Regions from separate parts of the Mus musculus genome. Here all the other regions are linked to region 1. The links are chromatin loops, found by intact Hi-C in ENCODE. Cell type or tissue: left cerebral cortex. All regions are shown on one strand. Links, peaks and the distances in the headings refer to the core of each region. The heading gives the core; the rest is flanking DNA.

Region 1 (5,015 bases), core at 641-4,640:
GTTTGCTCACATCACTCAGCCTTGCCAGCAGAGCCCCACAGGCCACCGGTGCCAGCACCGCTGCATCACCAGGATCCCCCTCTTTGTTTCACTCATTCTGGGGGAGAATGGAAGGACACAGGTGGGGAGCAAACGGATGCTGCCCAACTGTCCATGGATTACGGTTGAATCACACCTTCAACGCCAGTGTCGTAAGGTAGCACTGCCTACCTGCATGCCACCTGTCCCCCATGAAGCCTGTGGGCATCTCCCACCTCCCACTCAAGCTGACTTCCTGCCAGTCTTGCTGGGAAACATCTGATTGACAGGCAAGCATCCATTCTTCCTGACTCTGAGTGGCTAGAGCCACTCGTTCCATTCTGATCACCCATCCAGTATGTAGATGTCTCCGGGTCAATTTATGTATTAATTTGTCACTCGCTGCATAATATTTAGTACTGAGATAAAAAACAAATAAGCCAATCCTACGAGGAATTGATTTTCCTTTCCACATCTGTTCACAAAGACATAAATCTAAAGTTTTGCTACTTTAAAAGCCTCCAATGCAAATATAATCTAAAATTGCTAGGCTTTGAAGTTAGTCTGTTCTGTCAAAAAGATGTTTATGGACCTGATCCGGGGAGCCTGGCCACTCATCTTCCCGCCTGCAGGCTCGGAAGACATTGATCACCTCTGAGGTCCATTCCAATTCTCAGCCACCAGGCCCGGGGGCGTTGTGTGCCCTTCGCACACTCTAAACTCCGTGCCAACCCCTAGGAGGAATGCAGGAGGGACCAAGATCTCAGATACTTATCAGAGCACAGAACTCCGGCTCTGTCCATAAGATAGCATATAAACCAGGAAGTGGCCATTGTTCTAAGGATGGAGAGCTAGAGAAACAGAGAGAGGAAGGAAGCCTGCCTTTTCTTTGGGAAGACTGGGGATGTCTGTAGAAATGAGAATTTAGTTTGAGCTGTAAAGGGGTGAGTCAATCAAAGGAAATAAGATCAGAGCATTCTCGTGGTAGAGGGGTCCCAAAGAAGCAAAATTTAAACTGTGTCAGGACTGGTGATAGGTCCGATCTCCAGCACTGCAAGAAACGAATGAATAAGTAAATAATAATAATAATAATAATAATAATAATAATAATAATAAACAAACACACTGTGTCTGGGTTTGATTTGGCCTCCACCCCAGACTTTTGAGAGTCACAGCTGGACAGAAAGGCTTTGCGTGTGACCATGGAGCCTCAAGGACACCACGGGGGGGGGGGGGTCACCAAGACCATTTCCTTCACATTGGGCAGTCTCCAAAACTCTCTGGTGTGTATTCTCTGCCCAGCAACCCTGAGAGCAGGGGGCAGCGTTGAGAAAGGAGAGAGCCAAAGGGAAGGGGAAATGGTTTGGTCAGTAGCCATGTTTCTCACACAAGCATAAGAACCTGAGCTTGTTCTCCAGCATCCACATCAACAGCCAAGGTTGGTGATGGTGTTGTGATCACAAAAAGAGGAAGAGCTACAAGAATATGTTCTGGCGGGGTGTGGGGGAAGGGGGTGCCTCTGTAGGCCCATGCGGAGGCATCCGTTTCCCCTGAGGGACCAGACACACGATGGTATACTATAGAATAGAGTTCACTAAGGGCATGGGGAGGGGAGTTTAAGAGGGTAGTAGAGGAAGAGAAAGGCAGAGAGAAGGAGAGAGTAGAGAAGTAGAGGCCAGCCATGACCACATGGAGAGAGGGAGAACAAGGGGGCAAGAGGCAAGAGAGAGGCAAGAGAGTAAGAGAGAGAGAGAGGAGGGGCCAAGCAGCCCCTTTTATCGTGGGCCAGGCCTACCTGGTTGTTGCCAGGTAACTGTAGGGGTGGAGTCTAGACAGAATACCAACAGATGGTATACACTTGTGATCCAGCACTGGGGAAGCAGACGCAAGAGGGTCCCCAAGGCTCGCTGCTCAACCAGCCTCCACAAATCAGTGAACTCCAGGACAACCAGAGACCACATTTCACAAAGCAAGATGGATGACTCCTGAGGTTAAGACATCTAAGATTGGGGCTAGAGAGATGGCTCAGTGGTGGTACTTACAGAACTCAAAAGAGTTTGATTCCTAGCACCCACAATGAGCAATTCACAACTGTCTCTAACTCTAGCTTCAAGGGATCTGATGTAGCTTTGACCTTTGACTGAATCTGACATTCACACATAGACATACATAAATAAATAATTTTTTAAAAATGTTTTAAAAAGGCATCCAAGGTTGACCTCTGACCTACACACATGCACTACATACAAGCAAATGTGTGCACACACAGGGTGTGTGTGATCTGCCTCTGAGACAAAGAGTAATGGAAGCATGGAAATGGAGACTCAGTTCTTCCAACATATAGTACCAATTCTTCAAGAATTTCATACAATGCATTTTGAACATAGTCACTCCCCACAACTCTTCCCCAGACTCCCTCTCAACCCCCATCCCTTCCTTCCAACTTGGAGATTTCTTCTTTTACCTCTTACTTTTTTTTCTTTTCCCATCATGCCAGCATCTGTTGCTCTGCAACTCTTGAGATCTGGGCCTCTTGAGAGTGCGGTCAGCCTACCAGGAGACACACCATTAAAACAAAGCAAACAAAAACCTCATCCTGACTCTCTCTTATAAGCTTAAAATTTTCTCAACCCTGATTCTAAAAGTGGTTCTTAAACGCTTTAACTTCCCTGCTAGCCCACCACCCACCTGAGGTAGTGGAAAAGAAAGGTTATTAGGATACAGGGGGAGTGGACCCATTTAGAAATTGTTCTTTGAAGCAAATCCCATTTGCGTTGTTAGGAAATCAGCAGCTCACTCTGCAGGATTCAGCAGAGGCAGCTCAATCCACCCACAAACACTTCGAAAAAACATCAGTAGTCTAGTTCAGTAGTCTCAGGATAGCAAACACAATCAGCAGTAGTGGCATAACTTAGCGGAGGCAGCCAGGCCTCTGTCAGAAGTTCTCTGCCATGCCTCTCTCAAAGAAGTAAAGATCAGTGAAGATGCAAGATCAAGAAGTGTTGCAAAGCTAGCTATGCAAGCCAGCCTCCTCCGTCACTGTCCACTGAGTCCTATTTATACTACCCCCCCCCCAAACATCACAGGTCTTGCCTCAGCAAGTCAGTCTGTCTTAGCAAAACTCCATGTGAGTCTATATCAGCTGGCATCACTCAGCCAATCAGTCAGAGTCCACAGAAACAGCAGGAAGCTGCCAGAACACTCTGTGGAGTCCCGACAAATGGAGTTCAACCACGAAATGTAAGGCAGACCAATACATGTGTGCCATTTCTGAAGAATCCTTCATTATGAGTCCTTTCATATGCTTGCTTTAGCAAAACATTTTTTTTTCACCTGTGTCTGCATCAGGAAAACACTCCTTCATGTGTCTGCCCCAGCAAAACACCATTTGACACGACTGACTTTCCAAAGAACCCTTAAGTTTCCAGTTCACTTCCTGTCTCAGTGGCCATCACATAGCTAACAGCTAGGGGTGGCGCTACATGTTCACACCCCCACCTCTGTGCTTTGGCTTCCAACATTTTAAGTAGGGCCTTCCCTAAACAACATTGTGAGCGGGGAACCTGAGGCCTTCTTAGCAATGGCAGCTTTGAGCATCGTTGTCTGGATGAGTTGATGGGGTTTTACTCACCACTGCTTCTATTTAAAGCCCCAGTGGATACTCAGGTGAGTCCGAGTATTCCTGATAGGGAGGCACAGAGAATGGTCTTTGCCTAGAGGTCAGAGCTTTGGGTCATAGGTATGTCATCAGATGAAGTTATGACCAAAGGGGCAGCTATGTGGCCATCATTCAGACTGCCAGTGATGCACACCAATAATACCAGCACTGGGGACACACGGGCAAGAAAGATCAGAGGTAAAGGCACCTGCCATCAAGCTTGATGACTGGAGTTCAATCCCCAGGACCCCCATGGTGGATGCGATAACCAACTCGTGCAAGGTGTCTCACAGACACAGCATCCTGGGGTCATAAGGTGTGTCCATACAGAACCGCAACAGTGTCACCATGCAAGGCATGGAGTACAACTTGCTAATCTCACCCCCACCCCAACTCCTTTGTTTAGTGTCCTCTAGATGTCAAGAGTGTGACAAGTAGTGGCTATTTCCTTGGGCCTCTCAAACCTCTGACATTACTGCAACTGTTCCCAGTACTCACAATAGCTATGTTAGTCCAGTCTTGCAAAGGCACGACCTTCAGAAGCTCGCCTTGAGGAACACCATTGGCAACCAGACTAAAAAATCCCTTGGTGGGCAGGGTGAAGTGCTTTTGTTTGAATACAAAATCCACTTGAGCACATACACATGTGTGTACAACACACACACACACATACACACACGCATGCACACACACATTTTGAATCTCTGGTCTCCAGTTGGTGGTATTATCTTGGGAGACTTTGAAAACCTTGAGAGGTGAGTGAAGCCTCCTTGGTGACCAGAGTCATGCATTTGAGGGTTAGGTCTGGTCCCCAGTCTTTATCTCTCTCCCTCCCAACCATTCTCCCTCCACTTCCTGGTTTGCTGTGAAATGGACACCCACTTTGGCACACACTTCTGTCACCACGATGTTCTGCCCCAGCACCTGGAGCCAGGCATCGAGCCTTCTACAACCATGAGCCAAAATGAAATTTCGGTTAGTCATTCTGCCACACTACGGAGTACAAAAAAGAGGTCTCCAAGCCCTTGACTGAATTGGGCTTGCCACTGAGAGACACATTCATTGTCTTGGGTCTGTCACACAAGATCTGGGGCATCAGCCCTGGGATTGACCCCCAGCCATGCCAGTTTCAAGGTCTTGCCTCCATCACTCCATCTGAGGATATACTGACACTGTCAGATTTTTCTCAGTAGGGAACTTTTCTGTTTAAACTTAATTCTGTGAGTCTGCCCTCTGAGGACTCACCCATCTCCTTCCTCAGGAGCAGCTGGCTGGGGAGGGGTGGACATCTGAGTCACCAGGTGCCCCAGAGGTTCATCAGCTTTGTTTGCTTTCCCAT
Region 2 (5,015 bases), core at 411-4,410, 500 kb before region 1:
CTCTAAGGGACAGTGGTCACGGGAGAGATGCTGCTGGTAAGAAGGCTTGTGTCAGGAAATGCCCACATCAAATCTCAGTGGTAAACACAGAGGAAGACAAGAAGAGAAGCAAGACAAGTCACACACAGGGATGTTGAAGGACAAAGTAAGAGTGTCCCAAGTTAAGAGTTTACACAGATTCCATAGCTGCACCTCATCCTAGCCCACAGCCTCCAACACGGCCCCACGGCTTGTCTGTGTCATTCACAACGTTGTGTGAACCCTCCTCCTCAGCCTGATCCTGTGAATGACCCAATGTGACTGAGGCTAGGCAAGGAGAAACTAACAAGCATGTGGGTCCTGCCCTGTTCTCTCGGAATATGTTTTACTGGGGACAGTCACAATGCTGTATGGACATGACATCAGCATTTTAGAGAAGGCACCATGGGGCTGGGCACAATGAAGTTAACCTTGATTAGATCAACAATCAGCTAAGAGATGAGTCCAGGGGAGGGATAGGGTATGTGTCTGTGTGTGTGTGTGTGCATGTGCGTGTGTGCTCACATGTGCTTATCTGTTTATCCTCTTGCTGCTGTCATTGCTGCCACCTTTACTGGTGACAGAATATACAGCTTCCTGGCCTTCTAATGTGAATGAAGACCAGTGACACTCCAGGAATCTTCCAGACTTTACTTACAGAATAGAACCAATCAAGATCCAGCTTTACAGGTTGAACAGCTACTAAGTTTTCAACCTCTGTAGCATGGAGATCACCTCCGCTAGACTATTCAACCCTATCAGTTGTAAGTAATTCTAACAAATGCCCTTAACCACACATGAATGCAGTTTTGTTTGTCTATAGAACGGCTAGGTACGATGCCATATACCTGTAAGCACAGTACTCTGAGGTAGGAAGGGATTGGAAGGCACTGAGTTCACAGCCATCCTGATATACACGACAAGATCCTATTCTCAGAAAACAGCAAAACCTAAAGGACAATACAGCTAGGCACTACATCCCATGACAAGAGCATGTCTGTTTGCCAAGCACGCGACTACAATTCTCTAACAGACTGCTACGGATTAAAAGTTCATTCCCTGCCTCCCAATTCCTGTGTTAAAATCTCACCCCTTTGATGGCATGGGGACTTAGGGGCCATCATTTGAGACCAGTGCTAACTATGGATCAGCTTGAAGCTGGGACCTTGTTCTCAGCTTCCAGAAGTGGAAGAAGCAGTTGCTGCCTCTATGCTGTCTAGTTTTCCATAGTTTTTCTAGCAGCTTGAACAGACACCTCAAGTAACAGCCATTCAGTTAGGCTCCTGTATGAAGTGCAAACCCACCGACATGAGGGGTAACAAGTACCTGACACTGTCACACTTGGGGCCTGCTGCCACACACAACGGATAACTAATAAGCACAGACCTGAAGACCACAGGAGGTCTCTGAACAAGCTAGAGAGGTAAGGATATCAGCAAAGAGCACACAAAGTAGGGTGGTGGAGTTTCTCTGGGAAAGGGAAAGTACTTTGGATGTTCTGAAATAAGAAATGAGAGTAGACATGCATTTAACAAAGACACCTGGCTACAGTACAAACAACGGCAAGGGGCAAGGTGGGACCCTCAGGTCTCAGACCATCTTGCCACCATTTTACTGGGAGCAACCTAAAGGTCTCCGGGATTGCCTCCTCCCTCTCTGTAGACTATACCCTTTCTTCCACTCATAGCCTTGGACCAAATGGCACACAGCATTAAAGAGCTGTCATGGAGCTGCACAAAGTTCTGCAATGCCACACTTCAGTATCTGTGGCTGGTGGTGCAGGGCAAGAATCCAGGCAGGACACGAATATCTGTGATTAACCAATCTCACAGAGCCCGTGAAATTGAATGGGGGTGGGTGGGCAGGGAGTGAGGAAGACTATACAAAGGAGAAGAGCAGAGGACCCAAATCTGCAACAGATGTGGTTCTAAGGTGTGATGTTAAGCACAGGAAAGTTAGGTAGGTAGCCATGTAAGTCAGATGGCAACGTAGGCCAGAGCAAGAAATCTGCTGGGCAAACAGAGAAAGCTCAATTCTGTACGGTGAGCCGCCAACAAGGTAGGATAGTGATACTGGTGGAAACGATAAGACAACCAGAAAGGTGGGTGGGCCATGTATCTTAAGGTAAAGGTCTCAGTCAGTGAGGAGCCCTGGGAGGTCTTCAGTGAGAAGTGACATCACTGGATCTTTCCAGCTTTCTTAGAAGCATGTGGTCTATCCTAACCTCAAAGCACAGCCACCCACTCGGTCCTCCATACCACTGTGTGCCAGAGGACACCACTCAGAGCTGATGGACTCATCATTCCTCCAGCCCTTCAAGCCAAAGCAACCAGTGGATGGAGGGTTGATTAGAGCACACAGGCACACCAGCTTCTCGTCTTGGCTTCTCCACCTCCCACCACGCTCAGAGCTTGAACAGGAAGCCACTCTAGCAATAAACAACTGCTTCACTTTGTTTCTCAGACACAGAGGCAAGGTAACTATGAAGAAAAAAAGGAAATACCCCCTTGGAGGGCTTCTACTGGACTAAGCAAGCTACAAAGACAACAAAAGCCACAGCCTGATTATTCAGCCAGGCCCCCAAGCCCCTCCTGGTCTAGCTACTTGCTCTATAGCTCTCAGTGACTCTCAGGCCCACTCACCATCCCTCTTCTGGGCATAAAGGTCTACAACTTAAAGAAACTCCCAAACCATCAAATAAAATAACGAAGAAGACAAGCTCTGGTGAAACAGAGCTCAATATACTCGGCTCCTTTCAACCTTAGAAAACTAAACACGGTTTTCTTAAAATTTGTTCTCATGTCTATTTTTAAAGAGCATGCAGGGGCTGGGAGGACTCCCACACTCCCTGCTCACTGGCTCGGGGCTTCAGCCACTCCATTACTGTTCTGCTCTCATGGGTCTTCTAAGATGAGAAGCGTTCTCCAACATTAGAACAAAGTAACGCTTGCTTATTCTACAAATCAGAGCATTTGCCTTTAAATGAACAGAACAGTCAGGAACCCCTTTCACCAATGTTCCCCTATCAGGTTCTATGGTGGAAAGATAACAAAAACATTTTGAAATATACTGAGAAACGACTGGGTCTCAAAAGCCAAATGAGTTTCTGCACAAAAATGAAATTAAACCCAATGTAAAGTGTTATTGAATGGGCCACATCTAAATCCTACTAGCATATTAATCTTTCTAGACGTTAATGTAATGTAGCTAACACTACCTATATTTAGAATACTAAGATTAAATGGAGGTAAAGCACCAAACTTTCACATTGTCTACTGGATGAACTAAAAATATGAGACCTATCACAAAAAAGGCCCCAGTGGAACAGAATTGATGTCTGGTTTGCGAGTGTGACCGCTCACTTCTCTGTTGGGCTACCCAGCCCCTGTCACCTGTGGCCTTTTTACTTAACCCTCTGGTTACCAGTTTACCTGTCAGAGAGATAAGATTACTAGAAAGCAGTAACCCATTTAACCTCTGTATATACTCACCATCCACTCTAGCTGAGTTAGATTACCTATGGCAGAGACCATAAGTTGCCTAGGCTGACCCAGAATAAAAACTCTACTTCCCAAACTCCCTTGCAGGTAGCCTTCTGACTGACACCTGCTTGGTTTACGATTTCCCCCACCTTGTTACTCCTCCTTTGCAATCTATTCTTTCCGTTATTCTTGCAGTGATAATGATTTAAGTGAAAGTCTTGTACATGCTAGGTCTATATTCCACCAGTGAACTACATGCCCAAGGCCATCCTCCACTACCTGCAATGGCTCTCTCTGCTAGGTCCTCAGCCAAGATCCTTCTCAGCAACTACTCTCTCCTTTCCTTCCCTTTAGCATCAAGCTTCTTAAACTCAACATTCATACAATGTCTATTTCCTCGTTGAAGGCTCAGCTTCTCAGGATGTCCTTTATCCTCCACTCTTCTGAAACTGAGCCAAAAAGTACACTACTGTGTCCCTGAAGGCTCCCTGGCCTCTCTTCCATCTTTATTCAACCTGGTGACCTGGGAGGCAGCTAGCTTCACTATCCACCCATCCTCAAGACCAGCCCTTTCCTCTGCCACTTCCTGCATGTCTGTCAGACGGGGGTCTGCACTGAGCCATGCTGTCAGCCTTTGGAGGTTCTTCTGCAGTCTGGCTGCCCACTCCACCTCAGGTCCTTTGTGACCTTCTCTTCCTTCATTTGCCCAGTGGTCATCCTCTAGCATTCATCCCACGTCCACTCTTGTCTCAGCAAGGCCATTAGGGCTGGTTCAGCTCCAACATCAACAGAAAGGTAGATTCAGATTTGTTACAGCTCGTGGTGATGTAAACACAACATCTAATAAATTATTCTTTAAGACTGCTCTGTGCCCAGTCAGGCCAGCCCCACACATGGATTGTCTACTTACGCCTCCCTGCAGCCCTATGACATAAACACCAATTCACTTGCCCTACAATGCCCCATGACACAGGACTACCAGACGTCAGTACAGCCACAGCTCCAAGCACAGCATCTGCTCAGTCCCTTCCCAGATCAGGCTGTTATACTCTCCTTTCACAAAATCTCCTCAGTCCCTTTCCTTCCATGACATATATCTCAACTGGTTTTTATGTACCTCAGCCTTTCACTATATCTGCCTCCTTCAGTGGACATTCATGAAGACAGGGGCATTTATTCTGGTATCATGACATGTCAGAAATATGTTTACAGAAATTAAGTAATTTGAAAGAAAAAAAAAAAGGAAGTTTTTTCTTCTAGAATGTTTTAATCCTAACAGCACCAACATCTCTCTACTACTGTCCCGAGGTCCATCTTCCTCTCCCATGTCATGGATGTCTCAGCCAGGGCCACCACCATGTAGTCAGGGTTACAGCTACAATCCTCAGGCAACTTTCATTTCTTTTTCATTCCCTGTTTTTTAAAGGGGGGGGGGGGAGGCTTGTTTGTTTGGGTTTTGGGCTTGTTTTCTTATGAAACAGCACCTCATATAAGGCAGCTTGGCCTCGAGCTTCC
Region 3 (5,015 bases), core at 630-4,629, 510 kb before region 1:
TGTATAAACAGCAACACAAAGCTCTTTCCTTTCCTTTTTCTTTTTTTTATATTTTATTTATTTTTTTATTTTGGGGGACAGCTCTAACTACGTAGACCAGGTAGCCTTGATTCTTCCTACCTTGAACTCCCAAATACTGGGATTACAGGTTTGTGCGACCAGGCCCTTCGGGAAACTAATGTTCTATATCAGTATAGAAACTGCATCACGTTTGCGTTGATCTCAACTATCTGAAATTAGGCTTTAGCCTCAGTCTTTGGTTAAGTGTGCAGAGCTTAAGGTCAACTTCCACACTCTGAATGCACTACTCATGATCTGTAATGACACGATCACAAAAGCTCTATCATTTTAACTAGCAAAACCAGCCATCAGAACAGTATACACATGTGTATTTAGTGTTAATATCTGATTATTCACTTTCAAGCAGAGGTGAGCAACACAGGTGAAACTGGGTATGATAATTTCAAGTCCTTAAAATATTCATTACATTTCTCATGTAAATGTTCCGTCTGTGTGTCTGTGTGTGAGCTGGAGGGTGCGTGCGTGCGTGCGTGCGTGCGTGCGTGCGTGCGTGCGTGTGTCTGCCCTGGAGGGTATGCATGTGAGTGCACTGCAGGGTGTGTGTGACACAGTAGGCGTGGGGAAGGCAGATGACAAGCCAGCGGCAGTTCTCTCCTCTCCAGTGGGCTTAGGGATGGAGTTCAGGCTGTCAGACTTCACAGAACCTTTACCATATTCTTTTTTTATGAGAAATCTTAACAGTAAACTCAAGGTGAGCATTATTGTAAGAGTAAATTGTTAAACTAATGATACCTGCAGAAAATTGTCAGTTTCACATACAAAATTAATCATTAAAAACTGTAGCTGTTGAACAGATGAACAGGTTACTAGGACAAGTTAAATAATAAATTTCCTGTGTTTATGAAGAACGTTACATTTTTTTTAATTGGTATGTGCTTAAAAATGAAAATATAGGCATTTTATTTGAGATTAGACAATTCTAATCTTCATGGCACTGTTTGCTTGTTTTTGTTTGTTTGTTTTCAAGACACAGTTTCTCTGTGTAGCCTTGGCTGTCCTGAAATTCACTCTGTAGAGCTGGTTGGTCTTGAACATACAGAGATCCACTTGCCTCTGCCTCCCAAGTGCTGGGGTTAAAGTCGTGTGCCACCACAATTGCCTGGCTGTGGTATTGTTTTGTAAACTATTATTCATCTGTGTAAACAATAAAACTATAGTATTTATTTTTATTTATTTTACTTCATTTATCCTACAAGTTATAATACCTAACTCTACTTGAGGAATACTGATCTCATATGAGGATAAATTAAGATAGAATATCAAATGGGCCACTTCAAAATTTTATGTTAGGGGTCCAAACACTTGCTTAGCAGAGTGCAGTACTCCCCTCAACACTAGCAGCAAGTGAAAGTTTGCTATTTCAAGGGTACAGTATGATGCTTGAAAGCCCTGGTTCTCAACCTTCCTAATGCTGTGACCCTTTAACATATAGTTCCTTACACTGTGGTGACCCCAATCATCAAATTATTCTTATTGTTCCTATATAACTATAGTTTTGCTACTGTTATGAATCATGATGTTAATATCTGTGTGCTTTCCAGTTATCATAGGCAACCCCTGTTAAAGGTCATTTGACCCCCAACGATTCATGACTGAACCACTGCTCTATTTGGTGAGTACAATAGGTCCCGCGTTAGAAGTCGAATTTCAAAATTCTGACCGATATAAAGACGCTTTAACTTCAGATGCATGTCCCCACCAAACGTCTGTCCTATGTAGGTGGTTATTTCTGACCTTAGTTCTCACGTGGTCAGTATATGCTTAGTAAGCTGCCCATACCCATGTGTTCCATGACCATGAATTCAATCAACCTCAAAACGAAACTGGAAGAAAACAGCTGCATCTATTCTGAAACAAATGATTTTCTTTAAACACCCATGCTAACCATTAAGGATGACAACTATGTTCCTGACACCCGTACCTGATTAAGTATTAAAGGTTATCTGCAGGTGCTACACCATATACAGGAGAAGGTGTGTGGGTTACATGCAGACACTATGTCATTAGACACCAGAGAACACGATATTGGTGTTTTGGGTTTGGGTATACATGGAGTTCCTGAGCCAACCCCTCAAAGATGTGAAGACAGAAGTGTGAGAGATCCTTTTACAGTGACCTTGTGTGATGCAAGGCAGGATCCTTCAGATGCAACGAACAGAAACATTTGAGAATTTCCTTCTGGACATTCGCCTTCCTTAGAAGCTCCCATTAAGCCAGGCGTGGTGGCGCACACCTTTGATCCAAGCACTCGGGAGACAGAGGCAGGAGGATTTCTGAGTTCAAGGCCAGCCTGGTCTACAAAGTGAGTTCCAGGACAGCCAGGGCTACACAGAGAAACCCTGTCTTGAAAAACAAAAACAAAAAAGTTCCATTAAACAATCACATCTTGTTTTTTGGCCCCAACTACTATCATGTTTCTTTAATGAGAACCTTTACAGGCTGACTCAAAACAGAAGGCCGTATTTAATCTAGAAATAAGAAAAACACCATATGACAGGCTCAAGTATGTCACCCGCATCATCCAATGGTTGGAATCTGGGCAGTGTGACAGAGGTTATGAAGAATAACTTAAGATACAACGAATGGATCTGAAAGAAACCATCTAAAACTGTACCGCTCCTTTTGTTCCATCTGTGCCCAAAAGAGAAATCAGCCAACAGATAAACTGTTCCCTCAAATTCTTGAGAACAGGACTTGCCCAGATGCCAAACACATACACACAGAATCAGAATGGAGAACAGCGAATTCACAGCGTGTCAAGACATCTGTAAGAAAAGAGGCCCAAAGACCAAGGCAGGAAAATAACGACCCTTTCATTAGCATTCTGCAGGCTTAGAACTGGGTGGTAGCGCTCATTGGGGATGCATGTGCTCCCCTCACACTGATCAGACGAGACACTTCCACCTCCTCAGGTTCTCATCACAGTCCCTGGGCCTGTCGTCTACGGTGAAATGTAATCTCCAAGTGAAAATAAAAAATGATGGGAAAAGGATTTTCCTCACTCAGGTGAAGTCTGGTTTGATGATGCTGTTGCTCAAGAGACATCTGTTAGCATATCTGGGTTTAAATGTTCAGATGTGCACTTCGAGCCAGGAGAACACTTCAATAAAATTGTCCATGACAGAAAGTCTGCTGTGGTGAACTTGATCTGAGGTGCCTGGGTTAACCCAATGCAGTCTCACAATGCAGTTAGGGCCTCTCTGCTATTTGACTTCTGTGACAGTGGTGGTGATTTCCCAACATTAGAGGCTCTTCTGGTATGTTTGGTTTTTGTTTTTATGGGGGAAAAAGATAGGGAAGGAAGAAGCTAGGCAGGAGGGAGGCAGGGAGGGACCCTGCACACTTTGGGAGTGCAGACGACTTAAGATTTCCTCGATAATTTTTGTTTGATGCTCTGCACCTTGCTCTGGATACTGTGTTACCTGTGTATGTCCAGCACAGGGGGTAATAGCTCTGGATACTGTGTTACCTGTGTATGTCCAGCACAGGGGGTAATAGCTCTGGATACTGTGTTACCTGTGTATGTCCAGCACAGGGGGTAATAGCTCTGGATACTGTGTTACCTGTGTATGTTCAGCGCAGGAGGTAATAGCTTTTCCTATCTCCCCCTGAACAGGCAGAATTCAAACTGGCTGAATGGAAACATCAAATGAAATTTACTGTGTTTATATGGATTCAACATGGTCCCTTTCTAATACAGTGTTCTAAAAGGAGCAGTGGCCATCAATCCTTCAGCTGGGAGGTGAGCAGTATATAAGGCACCTATACTCCCTTCAAAGCTTTAACCTTAAAATGACTGTTCCTAATAAATATCAACAGCCCAAAGCTGTGGGTCATTTCAACTAAATTCAAGTTAAAACTTCACAACTTCTGAAATACTAAAATCTTACAATCAAAGCAACATTTCTAAAAGGGTTAATAAATTGTCTCATAATATATTATCTTTTCTGAGGTATGTTAGAGCGCAGGCTTCACATGAGCAAACGAGCTCTTTAAACAAAGGCGAAAGAGGTGTCAGGAGACTCCACATAATTTCCTTTTAGGGCTATGCAATGTACCAAGGCTCCACATGATCTTTGAGCTGTCTTTCACTAGCAGGACATCTTGGGTAATTTATAGTATAGAAATTAATTAATAGAAGTAGAATTTAATAAAGAACCTTTTAAACGTGTTTTCATCACATTTTAAAGATATTTATTACCTCCACAGCCAAATTCCTTTCTACTTATCCTTGCAGGGAAAGTTTCATTTCCTTTAACTCAATACATAAAATCTGCACCTTTGTCTGCCAAAGAACTATTCTCAGGATGTGGCCTGTTTCATGGCTTAATATGCCACAATAAATTGTTAAGGACACAGGTGCTACCCCAAAAGCAAGCAAATGGAATACTCTTCGTGCATTTCAAACAGAGCCAGGAACTTCAGATGACTCCCCTTTCCTCTACAACTGCAATATCATACCAACACACGTCTGAGTACCTGCACTGCAGACAGCAGCGTTGCACCACACGAGCATTCTCTGTGCGACATGAATGTCTTATGAATGTGCGATAATTATTCACCACCTTTTACAAGAGCTAATCACTCAGACACACAAATATCAAGCTGGTTACCATCAGCTGATATGATAAAGATGGAACACAAGATCAGGGAGACTCACAAGGCAAAGAACTGCCTAAAAAATTGCATCCCGTGATTTGGCATATAATTGCTTTCAAATCTTGGGCACCATGCATTTTAAAGTACACCAGCACGGCACACTTTGCAGGTTATATTTCTGCTCTGGATATTCTGGTGCCTCAAGCATCATGCTGGTGATTTATGATTTATATTGTCAGTCAAAGATCTTAATAAAAATACAGCTTTCTGCCATGCAGCTGGGAATAGGATTTTTTTCCCTTTCTCTGGAGAGTGCTGCATACATATTGAATAGA

Evidence for each region. A loop is a pair of places that touch in the nucleus more often than their neighbours do. Peaks named below come from ENCODE experiments on the same cell type or tissue, not always from the same donor. Only the 100,000 strongest peaks of a DNase experiment are listed, where the experiment ranks them.
Region 2: it touches region 1 in a loop (8-fold over the local background); 20 of 42 quality-filtered maps call a loop at or near these places.
Region 3: a loop joins it to region 1, with 12 times the contacts of the local background. A loop is called at or near these places in 20 of 42 quality-filtered maps.

What each region holds. Positions count from the first base shown.
Region 1 is chr17:30,882,967-30,887,981 of GRCm38, forward strand. No RefSeq gene overlaps it. Among named protein-coding and RNA genes, the nearest start is that of Glp1r, 16 kb to the right of the region's middle. In left cerebral cortex, for the core only: no CTCF peak of the experiment used is centred there; a DNase peak (open chromatin) is centred at 2,863.
Region 2 is chr17:30,380,986-30,386,000 of GRCm38, forward strand. All of the region lies in intron 6 of Btbd9 (BTB (POZ) domain containing 9), which reads right to left. Among named protein-coding and RNA genes, the nearest start is that of Btbd9, 190 kb to the right of the region's middle. In left cerebral cortex, for the core only: no CTCF peak of the experiment used is centred there; DNase peaks (open chromatin) are centred at 2,076, 2,302 and 2,853; H3K27ac peaks cover 1,098 bases.
Region 3 is chr17:30,369,636-30,374,650 of GRCm38, forward strand. The region is part of intron 6 of Btbd9 (BTB (POZ) domain containing 9); the gene reads right to left. Among named protein-coding and RNA genes, the nearest start is that of Btbd9, 200 kb to the right of the region's middle. In left cerebral cortex, for the core only: no CTCF peak of the experiment used is centred there; a DNase peak (open chromatin) is centred at 2,663.